Linked DNA regions of Homo sapiens: region 1 is linked to region 2. A link is an interaction called in ENCODE POLR2A ChIA-PET data of the cell type or tissue named here. Cell type or tissue: PC-3. All regions are shown on one strand. Links, peaks and the distances in the headings refer to the core of each region. The heading gives the core; the rest is flanking DNA.

Region 1 (5,387 bases), core at 280-5,279, 150 kb before region 2:
CACAACTCTCACATGACACCTAGGAATGTCTGTCACTCCACTTACAATTCCTGAAAACATTCCCCTCTTACTTTCTGGGATGCTTATTCCACACTTCCTTAAAGACATATGAAATCTAATCATGTTTATCACCCTCACCTGCCCCCCCCACCACCCATCTCAGCCAACAGCATTGCCCAATATATCATAGAAAGGTGGACAGTCAAAAAAGAACCATTCCATCCCTACCATCGCATCTATCACCTTACCTGGGCTTGTACCTGCAAAATCCACCTTCTCTCTTGGTAGGGATGAAGGCCACTCCTCCACTTGTGCTTTGAGTTTCAATCTCCTTCTGCTCTCAAGAACTCTGCCCTTGCAAATATCCCCTTCATTCATGCCATATTGATTGTCCCCTCAACCAAATTATTCCCATTGGCAAATAAACATGATTTGATTTCATATGTCTTTAAAAAGTATTCTCTCTTGATTCACTCCAGCCACTCCCTCTTTTGCCTGCCCACTTTCCACCTCCCATGGGCTCTTGAACCCTCTCCAACTGAGCTTTTGCAGTGTCCACCATTCAATCAAAATGGCACTTCTTAGAGTTATTATCATACTACAGGGTGACCCATGTCAAAGACAGTTCTCCATCTTCACCTAACTAGATCTGCCAGCAGCGATAGACACACTTGAGTTCTCCTTCATTCTCAAAACACTTTCAGGCCCTGTGACTCTCCTCCCACCACACTGGCCTTTTTTCCTTGACTAATTCCTCTTTGGCTCCTCAACCTCTAAATATTGATGTTCTTGAGGACTTTTGTCTTCATCCTTCTCCTTCTCTATATCCACACTCCTCCTCTAAGTGATCTCTTCCAGTCCCAGGAAGATATAGAATTGACCACGGTCAAACTCATAGTTTCCTCTCTGGCAAGCACCAGACTGACATCCTACTGTCCACCAGATATCACCACTTGGATATCTGACAGACTTCTCAAATTTGGGGTCATATGTGAAGGGATTAAAAGACCTGGAACCGCACTAAACAAGCCAACAATCATTACAAATAATATGTAGCAATGACTTACATTGTCTATAAAAGCACATGGTTATCACACAATTTGCTTGAGCAAGCTCTACATATTGTGTGGTTGTTGAGTAGAACTGTTTGTTGACCTAAATGCACTTACTGATATACCCATGCAGTAAAATCCTTTTATGTTACAGGGAGCAGAAAATCTTTCTTTAGCATCAGTTTGATGAGATGCTGGATGTCTTACCTCTCACAGGCAGCAGGGGTTACCTACTTTTCACCCCATTGAAGGTCCAGTCCAGCTCTGTGGTCCAGTTGACAACCATCACCATAGCAACTTATATACTCATTTCTAGCAAGAATAAATAAATATGTCTTGAAGGGCAGGCTGTCACCATTCTACTTGATATTGATTCTGCTGCTCATGGACTTAAAAAAAGCTACCTTTTTTGTTTTGAAATAAGTGTAGCTGGCCGGGAACAATGACTCACGTCTGTAATCCCAACACTTTGCAAGACCGAGACGGGTGGATCACCTGAAGTCAGGAGTTCGAGACCAACCTGGAAAACATGGTGAAACCCCATCTCTACTAATAGTACAAAAAAATTAGCCAGGTTTGGTGGTGCATGCCTGTAAGTCCAGCTACTCGGGAGGCTGAGGCAGATAATTGCTTGACCCTGGGAGGTGGAGGTTGCAGTAGGCCGAGATCACTCCACTTCACTCCAGCCTGGGCGACAGAGCGAGACTCCATCTCAAAATAAATAAATAAATAAATAAATAAAATTAAAAAAAGAAAAAGAAAATGTCCTTCTAGTCCTACTTTTCTAATAGCCTTATTAATTTTTTTAAAATATTGTTGTAAGAACAAACATAGATCTATGGAACAGTATAGGAACTCAGGAATAGACCTATTTACATATTGAAACTTAATTTATGATAAAGAGGGGTCCATACAACAATGGGGAAATGATTATATGGTATACACTTTGAGGGAAACAAATTCACTGTATGGAGAAAAATGAATCTGGATCCCTAAATGAAAATACATGAAAAGGTGGATTTTAGATGGATTATTGGCTTGAACATGAAAGATAAAACCGCCAACTTAACAGAAGGAAATATAGAAAAATATATTTGTCACCTAAGGATGAAAAAAGACACTTTTAGCAAAACTTTAAGAGCATAAGCCACAAGGCAAAGATAAATATTTAAGATCAAAAAAGGATAATCATGGACAAAATTAATGAGAGATAACAGAACGGTCGAAGATATTTGCAATTCCTAAAACTGAGAAAAGGATTGTTTCCCTAGATACATGGACCCCCCCACAAATCAATGAGAAAATAAACTAGCAGTCCTTCTTTTTCCATGGTTGCTTATGCTTCAGGTGTCATAGCTAAGAAGCAATTACCTAATTCAAGGTTACAAATATTCATACCTGTTTTCTTCAAAAGGTTTTGTAGTTTCAGCTCTTTTATTTAGGTCTATGCTTCATTTTGAGTTTATTTAAAATGGCATAAGGAAGAAGTCCAACTTGATTCTTTTTGCATGTGGATAGCCAGTTGTCCCAACACCATTTGTTAAAAGCCTATTCTTTTCCCACTGGATTGTCTTGGTACAAATCAAATTCATAAATGTATGAATTTGGCCAGGCATGCTGGCTCTCACCTGTAATCCCAGCACTTTGGGAGGCCAAGGCAGGTGGATCACCTGAAGTCAGGAGTTTGAAACCAGCCTGGCCAACATGGTGAAACTCTGTTTCTACTAAAAATACAACAATTAGCCAGGCTTGGTCGTGGGTCCCTGTAATCCCAGCTACCTGGGAGGCTGAGGCAGGAGAATAGCTTGAACCTGGGAGGCAGAGGTTGCAGTGAGCTGAGATCACACCATTGCACTCCAGCCTGGGTGACAAGAATGAAACTCCATCTCAATAAATAAATAAATATGAATTTGCTTATGAATTCTCAACTCTATTCCATTGACCCATATGCCTATCCTTATGCTAGTACCACACTGTCTTGATAACTGTAACTTTGTAAGCTTTGAAATCTGAAGGTGTGAGTTTTCCAACTTTGTTTCTTTTTCAAGATTGCTTTGGCTATTCTGGATCCTTTGCATTTTTTATTAGTCCATTTTCACACTGCTACGAAGAACTGCCTGAGACTGGGGACTGGGTAATTTACAAAGGAAAGAGGTTTTTTGTTTTTTTTTATATACTTTAAGTTCTAGGGTACATGTGCACAACGTGCAGGTTTGTTACATATGTATACATGTGCCATGTTGGTGTGCTGCACCCATTAACTCGTCATTTACATTAGGTATATCTCCTAATGCTATCCCTCCCCACTCTCCCCACCTCATGACAGGCCCTGGTGTGTGATGTTCCCCTTCCTGTGTCCAAGAGTTCTCATTGTTCAATTCCCACCTATGAGTGAGAACATGCGGTGTTTGGTTTTTTGTCCTTGCTATAGTTTGCTGAGAATGATGGTTTCCAGCTTCATCCATTTCCCTACAAAGGACATGAACCCATACAAAGGAAGGAGTTTTCATTGACTCACAGTTCTGCATGGCTGGGGAGGCCTCAAGAAACTCATAATAATGGCATGAGGCAAAGGGGAAGCAAGACATCTTCACAAAGCAGCAGCAAGGAGAAGTGCTGAGTGAAGGGGGAAGAGCTCATTATAAAACCATCAAATCTTGTGAGAACTCATTCACTATCACAAGAATAGCAGGGGAGAAGCCACTCCCATGATTCAGTTACTGCCACCTGGTCTCTCCCTTGACACGTGGGGATTATGGGGATTACAATTCAAGATAAGATTTGGGTGGGGACACAAAGCCTAACCATATCACATTTTCATATGAATCTTAGACTCAGCTTGTCATTTTCTGCAAGGAAAAGAAAAAAACAGCCAACTGGAATTTTGAAAGGCATTGCATTGAATCTGTAGATCAATTTAGGGAGGATTGCCGTCTTAACAATATTGAGTCTTTCAATCCACAAATATGGGTTTCTTTCCATTTATTTAGGCCTTCTTTAATTTCTTTCTATGACGTGTTACAGTTTTCAATGTCCAAGTTATGCACTTCTTTTGTTAAATTTATCACTAAGTATATTATTCTTTTTTGATGCTATTGTAAATTAAATTGTTTCCTTAGTTTTATTTTTTTGAGTTATTTATTATTAATGTATAGCAATATATTTTCTTTTTGTGTATTGACCCTGTATCTTGTAACCCTGCTTAACTGTTTATTAGTTCTAATAAGTTCTTTTTTAGGTTTCTTAGGATTTTCTATATACAAAATCTTATTATCTGTAAATAGAGATCATTTTATTTCCTTTGTAATCTAGGTTCCTTTATTTATTTTTCTTGACCAAATGCCCTGACTAGAAACTTCAGTACAATGTTAAATAGAAGTGTTGAGAGTGGACATCCTGGTGTTATTCCTAGTCTTAAGGGGAAAACGTTTAGTCTTTCATTCTTAAATTTGTGTGCCATTTTGCTATTCTTTTTCTATGTCTTATATATTTTTTATTTCCTATTCCTACATTACTGCTTTCTTTTGTTTAATGGCTATTATCTAGTATACAATTTTAATCCCTTTGTTTCTTTTACTATATGTTTTTAGTTATTGTTTTGGTGGTTTCCCTGTGGAATACAATTAATATATTAATTTAAAATAATATAGTTTGGATTAATACCAACTTAATTTCAACAGTATACAAACATTTTGCTGCAATATAACTTCATTCTCTCATACCACTTTTGTGCGATTTTTGTCATACTAACTATACATTATAAACCAACATAGTTGGTTTATAGTTGGTTCATAATCATTACAAATCAACATAGTTTTATAATTATTACTGTATGCAGTTGTCTTTTAAATAAGAGAGGAAAAGAAAGGGGTTACAAATAAAAACACTTTTCTGCTGTCTTTTACATTTACCTATGTAGTTACCTTTACCATACTTTTTATTTCTTCATGTGGATTTAACATGTAGGGTTCTCTCATTTTATGCTGAAGGATTCCTTTCAGAATTTCTTGTAGGGCAAGTCTGCTAAAGATGACTTCTCTCAGTTTTTGTTCATCTGTAAATGTCTTAATTACTCCTTTGTTTTTTGAAGGTTTGCTGATATAGAATTCTTGGTTGACAATCTTTCTTTTAACATTTTGAATGTCATCTCATTGCCTTGTGTAGTGCACAGACTGGTACCAAAACAGACATCTCATTGCACTGAGTGCAGTGATGTGATCTCGAGTCCCTGCAACCTGCACCTCCCAGGTTCAAGCTATTCTCCTGCCTCAGCCACCCAAGTAGCTGGGATTATAGGAGTGCACCACCATGCCCGACTATTCTTTTCTTTTCTTT
Region 2 (5,387 bases), core at 182-5,181:
TATATATATATATATATTTTGAGGCAGGGTCTCACTGTGTCTCCCCAGCTGGAGTCCAGTGGTGTGAACTCGGCTCACTGCAGCCTTGACCTCCTGGACTCAAGTGATCCTCCTACCTCAGCCTCCTGAGTAGCTGGACTACAGGCATGCACCAGTATGTCCAACTAATTTTTGTATTTGTGTGTGTGTTTGTGTGTGTAGATGGTATTTCACTATGTTGCCCAGGCTCGTCTCAAACTCCTGAGCTCAAGGGATCTGCCCACCTCAACCTCTCAAACTCCTGGAATTACAGGCATGAGCTACGATGCGTAGCCAGTGTATATATTCTTAAAATGGAGTTATGCGGGCAAGAATCTGCATGTTACTGCACCCAGAAATTTTTAAAGGATACATATCAATCAGTCTTAGATGTTAACTATTAGTATTGTTAAATTGGCGGTATGAGTTATATAAATAACCATCCTTGTGTATGTGTGTGTGTGTGTGTGTGTATATATATATATATATATATATATATATATATGTATATGGTCTGCCCAGGGTCAGGCCAGCATCAGAGGCAGGGTCTAGACCAAGGCCAGCAAACTTTTTCTGTAAAGGGCCAGCAAGTAAACATTTTAGGCTTTGTGGACCACGTGGTCTCTGCCAATGTTGAGTGTAAGTGACCGCAGACAGTACATCACTGAAGGCAGTAGAACATGGCTTGCTTTTACCATGATGCCTTTTCTTTTGTGGCTTTTCTATTTCATCTCCTGCTGGTTCTCCCACCCTGGCAAACAGATGTGGGCTTCTCTTGTAGCTCTTCTCCATGAGCAAGCTGAGACTTTTCTCTCTGGACCCCAGATTTGATATCAGGCTGAAAATATTTCCTCCATGGTGTTCCCTAAAATTCTAGCCGAACAACCTTAGCATCACATTCACAGAAATCATTATCATAGTGTTCTGGTTTCAGCGCTCCAGACACGCCTCCCTGCAGCCTTAGTCAGAGAAGCCTCGGATTTTAGCTGGTTTTCCCGAGGTCTCTGTTACTGCCATTCTGCCCTTGAAGGCTTTCTAGAAGCCTCTTTTTCCCCCATGCCAAACCCCCCCTCTAGTTTCTCTTTCTTGGGTTCTGCTATCTGGATGAGCTATTTTTTTCTAATAATTTTAACCTGTAGAAGATGTGATATGCATGAAATCCCATTTCTGCAATGATTCTTCCTGTTCTGGTCACAGAATCTGCCTGTGGGGAGATTCTCAGTGTGGGGAGTGCATGCACCCCGCGAGCCCCATCTCACCCAAATGTGGGGAGGCCATTGACTCCTGTATGTTGTGTGTCCGCTACCTTTCCATAGCAAACATTTAGATGGATTACCTCTTAGAGTGGGTTTCTGGTTTTGATTTCAAGCTGTTGAGGATTGAGCTTAAGTGCCTTCTGCCTTGAATCAGAAGGTACTAAACTCATGATACTTGACCAAAATTAAAGTGAAATTCCCTGCCGGGCACAGTGGCTCACGCCTGCAATCCCAGCACTTTGGGAGACTGAGGTGAGTGGATCACCTGAGGTCAGGAGTTCAAGACCAGCCAGACCAACATGGTGAAACCCCGTCTCTACTAAAAATACAAAAATTAGCCAGGCGTGGTGGCAAGTGCCTGTAGTCCCAGCTATTTGGGAGGCTGAGGCAGGAGAATCACTAGAACCCGGCAGGCAGAGGTGGCAGTGAGCTGAGATGGTGCCATTGCACTCCAGCCTGGGCAACAAGAGTGAAACTCCAACTCAAAAAAAAAAAAAAAAAAGAAAGAAAGAAAATGGAATTCCCACCAATCTGAACAGGAAGGTGGCCTCTGTCATAACAGGTCCAGACTGGATATTGGTGAACTAGCTAAAGCTGAAGCAGCCAGACAAGTTACAAGGAAGTTCTAGTTGATTGCCCAAACAGTGAATAAAACATGCTTCTTCCTCATTCCTTTCCCCGCTAATTGCACTGCTTAGTCTCCTATCACAATTTTGGAATCTCTACCAAATGTAGATATCTGATGGGGTGGCAGGAGAATTGGCTCCATGGGGTCCAGGGTCAACTTTGCTCTTGGTGCTTGGTGGCACGCCATCAGACGTGTAGTCCGAGACACAGCAAAGGGACCGGGATTGGGTGCCTGCAGAAATGTCAGAGACGCATGTAGTGGGTGGAAACTCTCATCCCCTGTTTTTTTACAACTCTGCCTGCCCATTCTGGTGGTTAGGATCCTTTCCTGATCATTCAGTTTGCAGGTCATATGTTTTGTAGATTTCTACCCTCGGTATATGGGCATTAAAAGAGCTCAGTCTTGGCCGGGTGCGGCGACTCATGCCTGTAATCCCAGCACTTTGGGAGGCCAAGGAAGTTGAATCGCCTGAGGTCAGGAGTTCGAGACCAGCCTGGCCAACATAGTGAAACCCCATCTCTATTAAAAATACAAAAATTAGCCCGGCATGGTGGTGCACACCTATAATCCCAGCTACTCGGGAGGCTGAGGCAGGAGAATCGCTTGAACCTGGGAAATGGAGGTTGCAGTGAACCAAGATCCCACCACTACACGCCATCCTGGGTGACAAAGTGAGACTCCATCTCAAAAAAAAAAAAAAAATGCTCAGTCTTGAATCTTAGTCATGTTTTCCAAGGGTGATTTATATTCCTAGGGGATTTGGGTGGTTCTCGCTTCTCAAAACCCATATCAAATGACTTTGCCTGTGACTTTTTACAAAAATTCTTATTCTAATACCTCTCTGCGCCCTTCCCAAGCACACAGATGATGTTCAGTAAATGCCAGACCTCTTTCCTCCCATTTCCCATGTGCCCTGCCTCCCTCACAGCCAGTCTGCTCTCCTTCTTTCCTCCCTTCCTCTCTTTGCCCTCTTCATCCCTCTTTCCTTTCCCACTATATTCTCATTTGTGCAATTTCCCAGTTAAGGTCAGTGTCACCCTGACTTCTCTTTCTTTTTTTAATCATCATCTGTCTTTCTTGACATTTCACATCCTGAATAATTTCCTTCAGAGAATCAGTTCTTTAAGACATCAGAACATGAGTCACCCTGCGAGGTACCACCAGACTAACACCAGGGACCAGCACCCATTCTAGCAAAACACTGCCTAAGCAGCCTGAACTGCGCTAGTTTCTTTAATGAGGGTTGTAGCACAGAAAGTTGCTTTCTTTTTTTTTTAAAGAAAGGAAATCCTCTAGCCCAACTAAGCTTTCCTGTTAAACAAGTGCTTTGAGAGACCCATTCAGAGTACTTTTCACTAGAAGGACCTTTATTGTGTTTTGTGAGAAGGAAGGACAGGCACAAACATGCTGTTAGAATGTGCCATGGAGAAAGATAAGCCCACAGGTTCGAGTGGAGTAACTTTACCCTTTGTGTAAAGATTCAGCAAAGATTCTCAGAAATGAGCGGGAATGTTTTCAGTGCTATGGGATGAGCTCTGTCGTTTCCTGATGAACACACTTCTCAGCATGTGTTCTGGGAAACACTAGTTTTTGTATTTTTGGAGTTTTCTTGTTGTTTGTTTGTTTGTTTTTGTTTTGAGATGGAGTCTCTCTCTGTCGCCCAGACTGGAGAGCAGAGGCGCGATATCGGCTCACTGCAACCCCGCTCCTGGGTTCAAGCGATTCTCCTGCCTCAGCCTCCCAAGTAGCTGGGATTACAGGCGTATGCTACCACGCCTGGCTAATTTTTGTATTTTTAGTAGAGACAGAGTTTCACCATGTTGGCCAGGATGGTCTCGATCTCCTGAACTTGTGATCCACCAGCCTCAGCCTCCCAAAGTGCTGGGATTATAGGCGTGAGCTACCACACCCGGCCTTAAAGTGATATCTTCATAAAATAATCTGGAATTAAGAATGTGGGGTCTTTAGCGCATCTATGAATTAATATTTAGTTGGAACCAAAACACAGATAAAGATGGCTCATTGAAACGTATCAATCGTAGGATATCCTAGGGAATCTGTGAAAAGTGCTGAGGGAGCTGTTCCACTTAATAAGATGAATTTTCCATTTTCGGCACATACCACATATGGGAGTCTACTCTGGCTACTTATTTTCTTTCTTTCTCTGATCGGTTGTAAATTACCATCCACCTCCACAGCCTAAAAACACCAGAGTAATTGATGCTTGTAAAGCCGCAGGGTGAGGGGTATTCCTGCACTGAGTGATTACTGATGGGGAAGGGTGGTGATACTGTGCCATCTCATTTTATTTTATTCTTTTTATTTATTTGTTTATTTATTTATTTGACAGAATCTCGCTCTTGTTGCCCAGGCTGGAGTGAAGTGGCGTGATCTCAGCTCACTGCAACCTCCGCCTCCCGGGTTCAAGTGATTCTCCTGCCTCAGCCTCCCGAGTAGCTGGGATTACCGGCGCCCGCCATCACGCCCAGCTAATTTTTGTATTTTTAGTAAGGACGGAATTTTGCCATGTTGGCCAGGCTTGTCTTGAACTCCTGACCTAAGGTGATTCGCCCACCCTGGCCTCCCAAAGTGCTGGGATTACAGGCATGAACCACTGTGCCCGGCCTATTCTATTTATTTTTAAGATCTTGGGCAACATGCTCATTTTAGAGAATTTGCTTTCAAGTCATGTAATTTATGATTGAACCTTGGGTAAGAATCTCTTGCTCATGGAAACCTAACTCAGCTGGTGGTTTTCTTCCTGCTACTTTGCAGCCCAAGTTCAGAAGTAGATTTTTAATGATAGAAGTCACCATAGGAAGACACTCTCCTTTGCACTAACTGGGGGTTCTCAGTCCTGCCTGTACATCAGAACCTCTTGTGGAATTTTTACAAACTCTCTAGGTGCCTGGACCCAGCCCCTGAAGATACAGAGTGGTTCTGGGATGAGGCAAGGGGAAGAATCTATCATTTAAAATGAATTCAGTGGCCTGAATATTTTCTCCCATTCTGTTGTCTCTTTACTTTGTTGATTGTTTCCTTTGCTTTACAGAAGCTTTTTAACTTGTGATCTCATTTGTCCGTTTTTGCTTTGGTTGCCTGTGCTTGTGAAGTATTACTCAAGAAATCTTTGCCCAGTTTAGTGTCCTGGAGAGTTTCCCAAGTGGTTTTTTTGTTGTTGTTGTTTGTTTTTGTTTGAGGCAGAGTCTTGCTCTGTCACCAGGCTGAAGTGCAGTGGCACAATCTTGGCTCACTGCAACCTCAACTTCTTGAGTTCAAGCAATTCCCTTGCCTCAGCCTCCCGAGTAGCTGGGACTACAGGTATGTACCACCATGCTCGGCTAACTTTTTGTATTTTAGTAGAGACAGGGTTTCACCATGTTGGCCAGGATGGTCTCCATCTCTTGACCTTGTGATCCACCCACCTTGGCTTCCCAAAGTGCTGGAATTACAGGCGTGAGCCACCATGCTCAGACTTCCCCAGG

Evidence for each region. ChIA-PET counts read pairs that join two places held together with the same protein. Peaks named below come from ENCODE experiments on the same cell type or tissue, not always from the same donor. Only the 100,000 strongest peaks of a DNase experiment are listed, where the experiment ranks them.
Region 1: POLR2A ChIA-PET joins it to region 2 with 16 read pairs; 2 of 35 experiments call an interaction of 5 or more read pairs at or near these places.

Annotation. Positions count from the first base shown.
Region 1 is chr18:57,872,346-57,877,732 of GRCh38, reverse strand. No RefSeq gene overlaps it. Among named protein-coding and RNA genes, the nearest start is that of ATP8B1, 72 kb to the right of the region's middle. In PC-3, for the core only: no CTCF peak of the experiment used is centred there; no DNase peak of the experiment used is centred there.
Region 2 is chr18:57,725,939-57,731,325 of GRCh38, reverse strand. All of the region lies in intron 2 of ATP8B1 (ATPase phospholipid transporting 8B1), which reads left to right. Among named protein-coding and RNA genes, the nearest start is that of ATP8B1, 75 kb to the left of the region's middle. In PC-3, for the core only: no CTCF peak of the experiment used is centred there; no DNase peak of the experiment used is centred there; H3K27ac peaks cover 371 bases.